3 separate regions of the Homo sapiens genome follow, and all the other regions are linked to region 1. A link is a loop called in an ENCODE intact Hi-C map of the cell type or tissue named here. Cell type or tissue: dorsolateral prefrontal cortex. All regions are shown on one strand. Region 1 overlaps MYLK (myosin light chain kinase). Region 2 overlaps MYLK (myosin light chain kinase). Region 3 overlaps MYLK (myosin light chain kinase).

Region 1 (2,500 bases):
CTCGCAGGTGGAGCGAGCGTACTGGATGGGCTGCCCTGTGGAGGAAGCACAGGAAGGCTCAGGCCAGGCAGCACTGGCAGTAGGGACGGGAGCCCTGTCCTCAGCAGGGCTGCTGCTGTCATGACGCTGAGACTTGTCATGCTTGCTCAGATCCACTGAGGGCTAATGATGTACCATGCACATCTCCAGCCAGCTGGACAGAGGCTTATGGGCTGGAGAAAGAGCCAGGGGCTAAGGAGATGAAGGAAAGGGAGTAATTGTGTGGTGGAGGAGGAAGACGGGGCCTAGAGGGATGGGGGAGGGAGAATCTGGAGGAATTAAAAATGCAGGAGGGAAAGGGACAGAGTTTTGGGCATTCTGTGTTAAACAGTCTCCAAATCCACATCCTCAACTTCACAGAATTCTGAGCCTGGAGAGACTTTTACACGGTCATCTGGCCCATAGCCCAGCCTCAGGCAAAACGGAGCTTTCCCAGGCTGAACATGGGGTGCCCAGCTCCACTTAGATGTCTCCAGAAACAACGATTCAATTTTCCACTGTAGATATTTATCAAAAAGCAATTCTGCATCCCCCACCCACTGTTGCAGTTAGGTGCGTTTCTTCTATGCAATTAGGTGTATTTTAGGGTTCACAGAAAAGATAAATATAGGGAACTAAAAATGACTCGGCTCCTTTTTTCCAGAGTCCCTTACATGTGACATGTTCCAGGTAACATAAAGTCCTGCATGGAGACAGGAGTGCATGCAATGAGCTTCAGTGGTTTCCTTAATGCTCTATGTTCCTGGGAGTTTATCATTCTGGGATGTGACTTTTCATTTCCAGGAAAAAAAAAATCTCATTACTGAAGAGTCTGTCCTCGGAGCAGGAATGTGTCCAGCTGCCATATAGGAAGCAACTGTCAGTTTCTTCCCTTGCCAGGCCCCAGGGTCCTGGTTTGCACTTCATAAAATTGGGGTCGGCCAGTGGGGAAGGGAGACAGTACAGAAAGAAGTCGTCTCCCTGCAATGCAGTGTTTTCTTCTGCACATAGCAACACTTCATGTCTCCATGACAGTTTGGCAAAGAGACCAGCAAGCACATCATAGGACTAGAGGGGAAGATTCCTCTCAACCTATTGCATTTCATAAAAGTGGGGCCGAGGGCTGGGAAAGGCAGGGGCCTGGATCCTGCCACTGAGAGAAGTGAGCACTGCTCTTTGTTTTTACTTTTTGTCACAATGGTACCCTCCAAACCTCTCTTCCTTGACAATACCAGTGTATTCCCTGACTGCCGCCAATGTGTCTCTTCTGTCCAAACATGTGCTGACAAGCCTTTTGAGAGCTCTCCTTTAACTGGAACGTAACTCACTGTGGCCCCACAAACATGGGATGGGATGGAGGCCCCAGAAAGGAGCTGTTGGCTCAGGGCACATCAGAATTGGGAGACATTAGGCTCTCCCAGCTCGGAGGCTGGGTTAAACTAAAGTTAGCAGCCAAGGAAACCCAACTTGAGCATGATCGCCCTCTAGTGGAATGGGTGTGGAAACGCTAAGAGTCGCTGAGAAAACACCGTCTTGAGTGATGTATAAACTAGGAGACAGCAAGCTATGGCTCCTGGGCAGAATGCTAATTGCAGCTTGTTTTTGTAGCGCCTGCAAGCTAAGAATAGTTTTTACATATTTTAAATGGCCGAAAAATATAAAGGTAATTAATATATCTCATGATATGTAAAAATTATGTGAAACTCACATTTCAGTATTCATAAAGTTTTACTGCAACATAGCCACACTCGTTCTTTCACTTATTGTCTATGGCTTATGTATTGTCTATTCTTTTACTTTTTGAGACAGGGTCTCACTCTTATTACCCAGGTTGGAGTGCAGTGGCTAAGTTTTGCTAAGCCTGGCTAAGTTTTGCTTTTTTTTTTTTTTTTTTTTTTTTTGTAGAGACAGGTTCACTGTGTTGGCCAGGCTGGTCTTGAACTCCTGAGCTCAGGCAATCCACCTGCCTTGGCCTCCCAGAGTGCTGGGATTACAGGAGTGGGCCACTGCGCCCAGCCTCCTATGGCTGCTTTTATACCACAACAGCAGAGTTGAGAGTTGTTAAAGAGGCTGTATGGCCTGAAAAGCTGAAAATAGCTACTACCTGGCCCTTTATAGAAAATGTTTGTTGATACTTAGTCTAGACTCCGTTATTAGTCCTTAACGCCCATATTGCATTCCAGCCACAAGGAGGCTGCCTCCTTGAAGTCAATCACTGGATCCAATAGGACTTCTGTCCTTTGCTAAGGGCTGGGAGGGAAGGCAGACCTCAATTCTCACTTACCTACCCAAGAACACTACATGTAGGAAGACTAGATGGCACTTCCTCTTACTCACTAAAGACAGCTTCTAGCAAAGCCTGAGCAAACTACACCAACAAGGAAGGTTCACAGGCAATACATCAATGACGCAGACACAAATGGGGACTATTTGGTGCATAAGTGTTGGGGACCACTGCTCGCTCGCTTGCTCGCTCTTTCAT
Region 2 (2,500 bases), 71 kb before region 1:
GAATCATCCTATTTACTGTCAGGGAGGCCCCTGTCTTGACCTGTGGTGCTGCTGCCTGATATAGTGGTTCACCAGTTGAGTCATCCTTTATTTCTTGTTCCTGTGCCACATTTTCCCGGCGTGGCATGGAGACCAGTGTATTCCAAGCAGCAGAGTGAGAGGGAAAGGAGAGGGCAGCTTTCCTGGCCTGGTGTCAGGAGAAGCAGTCTTGCCAATGGCCCGGCAGCAGGAGGCTTTCCCTGCGTGCCTTGAAGGGGGCATCCAGTCCTAGAGCTGGCCCCTGCCTGTCACTGTGAGTCCAGGTAGACAGCCACAGGGCCAGCCTCTGGCCTCACTCATGAGCCCACATCCATGCCTCACCTTCGCCTCTCACCCCAGAGGTCTGTGGCAGATCTGATTCTCATGCTAATGCTCTGGGGGAAGGACCTAGATCATTCTCAAGGAATTCCAGCCCCTCTTTCTAGTGCACTGTGTTCCTTTATGCTGCAGGAAACTCGGATCAAGAGTCCGGACTAAGCAGGGAGCAGTGGCAAGTGCCTGTAGTCCCAGCTATTCGGGAGGCTGAGGCGGGAGGAATGCTTGCGTCTAGGAGTTCAAATCCAGCCTGTGCAACAGAGTGAGACCCGATCTCTTTAAAAAAGAGAAAGATTCCAGGCTGCTACATCCCCTTCTGCTTTTCCCTTCTTGTCCTGCCTCTCTTCTATTTGACCACAAGGGGAGGAGTGAGAGAGAAGTAGAGGAAAGACCACAGTTCAATTAGCAGAGCTCTTGGTGCATAAAGGGTTGTTGAGAAAGGTGAACTGGTTTCCATCTTTCCACTAGGGAAGGGTCTTCCACTGAACTTAAAAAAAAAAAAAATCTGTTCAGAATGAGCTATGAGATCCATGAGCTAAGTGGAAGGCTATTTGGAAGATGGTTCTGAGATATTTCTGCAAACAGATGAGAGTCTCGTTACCCTGGAGTGTTTGGGAGAGGATCAGCTGAGTGCTCAGGACCCTCACATGGCACAAGTCCAGTCAGTCCCCTGGACAGAGAATTGTCCCTTCCTGCAGCCAAGGACTGTTGCACACCCAGAGAACACTAGAGGGCACCCCCGCCCCGGAGACGGCCTCTGAGGCCAGGGCGTAGCTGCAGCCTGGGATGGGAGCGGTACAGGCTTTATATCTCGAACTGTCCTGGGGGTTGCAAGGAGGCTCCAGTTCTGCAAGAAGCCTCAGTCACAGTAGCTGTTTTGCTAACAATTATACAGACTAGAACAAATTAGGGTAAGGAGCAGGGATGGAGTGGATTTGAGTGACAGCAGGATTTGAGGAGGAGTACAGTTCAAGACCTGGCTGGGCTGGGAGGGAGCGGGGCTGTGGTAAGGTTCTGGCTCTGTGCACTTGGGTTTGGGAGTACATTGTCAGTTCAGGGACCCTAGTCTTAGGAGTGGCTCTGGCATAGAGAAGCCACTGGAGCTCCACGGGGAACCCATGCTTTGTCCCCCAGTGTATCCCCAGTGCCCATGGCAGTGCCTAGAACACAGGAGGGGCACAGAACACATGGTGAGTGGATGTGGGATGAGGGCTAGGGTACCAACAGGGATGCAAATGAGGCATGAGAATGAAGTAGAAGAGCGAGAGGCAGGAGTGGCAGTGGCTGTGGTGGTAGTGGTGAAGGTCAGAGCCAACATTAGCCGGGCTTCATGGAGTGTGGGTTAATCAGCACTGCCTTTTTAATATGATCCCACCCCATCTGCTCCACAGAAATGACCTACAATGACCTGTCACTTGATCCCACCTCTCTGCCAACACACACACACACACGTGCGTGAACACACACGCCACTTCCCTGAGAGCCATTTCCCTCTTCAGCAGAGGGATGGCCTATGAAGCTTTATAACTAACAAGCATCTGAGCAGACCGTGGAGGACTTTTGCCTGGAATCCCCTCAACCAGAGTCCTCTGCCCTGAGGCCTAACACTTGCCAACTGTTCTGCCCTCTTCCTCCTCCCCCTTGGTAATCCAGCCAGCCTCAGCTGGGGAGTAGCTTCCTGTCTGGAAGCCCTGGGTGGACTGGACTCCTCCTCTGGATTTCAAGTGATTTCAACATTGCCCTTTGTCTATTCCCAGCTGGGAGGGGTGGCAGCAGGGGAGGGGAGTCTGAAGGCCCAGAGAGGGTTCAGCGGGCTGATGGCAGGGAACAAGGGAGAGGCCACTTGCCCCAGACAGGCAGTCACAGCTCTTCCTCCTGGCAGAGTCTCCACACAGCCCTGGGAGCAGCTGTCCTAGACCCCTGGGGGCCACACCTTGTAGCTCCCGTGGCCTCTGGTCCTGCTGCCTGGGGTTAGTCGGGGATTCTCCAGTCTCTCCCTCTTTACACCATAGCACAGACCTGGATGATTTCCTTTCCAGCCAATGAACATCTTCACACTGCAATCTTACTCCTTTTCCTGTCACTTTTCCAAGTAACATCCTAACACCACAGACTGGAACTTGATTGCCCCCCTGGGACCCACACT
Region 3 (2,500 bases), 56 kb after region 1:
ATCCCTAAGGGGGGGCGATAATTGGTTCTCAGGAGTAAGGGGCAAAAAGTCTTACTCTTTTTACATATACACACAGATATACTCCAGTACACATATATGGTATAGAGTATAACTGTGGTATTAAATTTGCACTAGGGGATTCCTCGGGAGGGTGATAATGGGGAGATAATGGTGATAATAAGAATCATCAATCCCCATCTCTACTAAACAAAATACAAAAAATTAGCCGAGCGTGGTGGCAGGCGCCTGTAGTCCCAGCTACTCAGGAGGCTGAGGCAGGAGAATGGCGTGAACCCGGGAGGTGGAGCTTGCAGTGAGCCAAGATTGCGCCACTGTACCCCAGCCTGGGCAACAGAGTGAGACTCTGCCTCAAAAAAAAAAAAAAAAAAAAATCACCAATCTATAAGTCAGCAATATGCTCGAGCAGCCCATCAACAGACAGCCCCTTCCCAGGGCCTGAGATTGTCAGACCCGCCACCCTCAGAAGTAAAATCAGGCAAGACGCAGAAGCCCAGTCACCCCTTCCTCCACTGCCCAGCCACTTCCCATGTGCTCGCCCAGGGGCGGCTGAAACCTGCAGGTGTGACCTTTGTTTCCATCTCTGGAGACTAACAGCTGCCCCTTGAGTGGCTCATAGAAGAACCTGTTTAGGGACAGTGTGTTCAAGGGCAGATTCCTTGGTCTCACCTCAGTGGGTCTGGGTAGGACCCTGCAGGCACCCAGTGGCTTCTGCAGGATCCCACCTTGAGAAACCACTCTCGACAAAGTGCCTCCACGAATGATTCCAGCACTAAGGTGTCCAGAATTTCACTTCAAACCCCAAATAGCTATGTCCTGGCAGCTAAAAATGAAGAGTGGGGGTGGGGTTGGGTATGACTTGAGTTTATGACAAAAGAGCTTTGTCTCAGATAATTCATTAATTCAGTACCAGTGTTCACTGTGCATGTGGGGGACTGACTGGCGCCAGTCTGCTCCAGAAACAGTCTTTCCCCACTCCTTTCGGGACTGAGCCACAGCAGCTCTCCTGTCCTCTAGCTCAACAGAGTATGGCATTTGATGGGGTTGTGCCTGCGCCTGAGCAGACTGGCTGGGGGATGGTGGCCTGGGAACCAGTCTCCCTGGGCCCAACGTCCCCTTGCACACGGATGAGGCAGGCCCAGCATGACAGGCTGTGGAAAGTATGTTCAGGTGCCTGGCTCCCCTCAGCCTAATGCCTTTTAAGTCAGGATCCAGATTTGATTTGATTTTCCTTGCCTTCCTGGCTCCAACTCTTCCAGGCTCATTTTTCACTCCCCTGTCAGGCTTCCCAGCATTTGGTGGCCGGGTTGAGCCAAGTTCTTCACACTCCACAGACAACCTCCCTCCCAGGCTTGGGACTCTGTGCTCACCATCTAAACTCCAGCTCTCAACAGGCTCTGCCTGCCCCCACCTCGTCCTGCCGTAATCCCTGCTGGAGTTTTCTGAGTGGCTGAGAGGGACCTGCAATTCTTAGAGGAGTTGCTCAGGGACTCAGCGTGCCACCACATGAGAGAAGAACAAGTGAGTCTATTGCTCATCCTCACCATCACTATCAGGACATAAGTCTCTTCTCACCATCACCATCTCCCACCCGCCTTTATTTCAGAGTTCTTCAGCAGAGGCAGGGGACAGGGATTAATTTGAAGGAGACATCAGGTCCAATGTGTGACATCAGAACACACTTCCTCATTCCCACACGACATGCCAGCACTCAAGGTTGATGTGCATGTAGAGGGTGTGGGAAGTGCAGATTTAGAGCCTCAGCAAGTTGAGGATGTCAAACCTTTGAATACAGGGACAGTGTCTTGGTTTTCTCTGTCATCTGTTTATTGCATGAGTACAAACATCCTGCATACCATTAGTGTTTACTGAACGAACCTGCAAACTAGTCACTTAAGTCAGCCTGTCACGTAGCAGTGGGGTCAACTGGTAAGCATGCTCATAAAACCACCAGGTCCCTACTCCAAAATCTTGTTTAAAATTTATTTTTATGGTTGGGCGCGGTGGCTCATGCCTGTAATCCCAGCACTTCGGGCGGCCTAGGTGGGTGGATCACCTGACGTCAGGAGTTTGAGACCAGCCTGACCAATGTGGTGAAACCCCATCTCTACTAAAAATACAAAAATTAGCCCGGCATGGTGGCACGTGCCTGTAATCCCAGCTACTTGGGAGGGTGAGACAGGAGAATTGCTTGAACCCAGGGGGCAGAGGTTGCAGTGAGCCGAGATTGCGCCACTGTCCTCCAGCCTGGGCAACAGAGCGAGATTCTGTCTCAAAAAATAAAATAAAATAGAAATAAATGTATTTTTATGAAACCATGTTATGTTGGAACAGGAAGGGGCATCACAGTCATCTGGTTCAACTCTCTCATTTTATAGGATGAGGAAACTACAGCCCAGAGGGCAGACTGAATTAAAGACAAAGACCCAAGCACATGATACCAGAACTGCCCTCCTTCCAGATCACACTGTTGGTCTTAAGA

What was found. Peaks named below come from ENCODE experiments on the same cell type or tissue, not always from the same donor. Only the 100,000 strongest peaks of a DNase experiment are listed, where the experiment ranks them.
Region 2: it touches region 1 in a loop (6-fold over the local background); 92 of 110 quality-filtered maps call a loop at or near these places.
Region 3: a loop joins it to region 1, with 2.2 times the contacts of the local background. A loop is called at or near these places in 2 of 110 quality-filtered maps.

Annotation. Positions count from the first base shown.
Region 1 is chr3:123,722,246-123,724,745 of GRCh38, forward strand. It overlaps MYLK (myosin light chain kinase), which reads right to left. Exons shown (of 34, transcript NM_053025.4): 13 at 1-35. Among named protein-coding and RNA genes, the nearest start is that of MYLK-AS2, 34 kb to the left of the region's middle. In dorsolateral prefrontal cortex, CTCF peaks have their summits at 1,522 (motif pointing left) and 1,734; a DNase peak (open chromatin) is centred at 1,496; H3K4me3 peaks cover 640 bases.
Region 2 is chr3:123,651,450-123,653,949 of GRCh38, forward strand. All of the region lies in intron 24 of MYLK (myosin light chain kinase), which reads right to left. All of the region lies in intron 1 of LOC124909421 (a long non-coding RNA gene), which reads left to right. Among named protein-coding and RNA genes, the nearest start is that of MYLK-AS2, 37 kb to the right of the region's middle. RefSeq lists an enhancer at 2,263-2,500. In dorsolateral prefrontal cortex, a CTCF peak has its summit at 1,075 (motif pointing right); DNase peaks (open chromatin) are centred at 1,112 and 2,091; H3K27ac peaks cover 1,391 bases.
Region 3 is chr3:123,778,142-123,780,641 of GRCh38, forward strand. All of the region lies in intron 4 of MYLK (myosin light chain kinase), which reads right to left. Among named protein-coding and RNA genes, the nearest start is that of MYLK-AS2, 90 kb to the left of the region's middle. In dorsolateral prefrontal cortex, no CTCF peak of the experiment used is centred here; a DNase peak (open chromatin) is centred at 1,028; H3K4me3 peaks cover 566 bases; H3K27ac peaks cover 263 bases.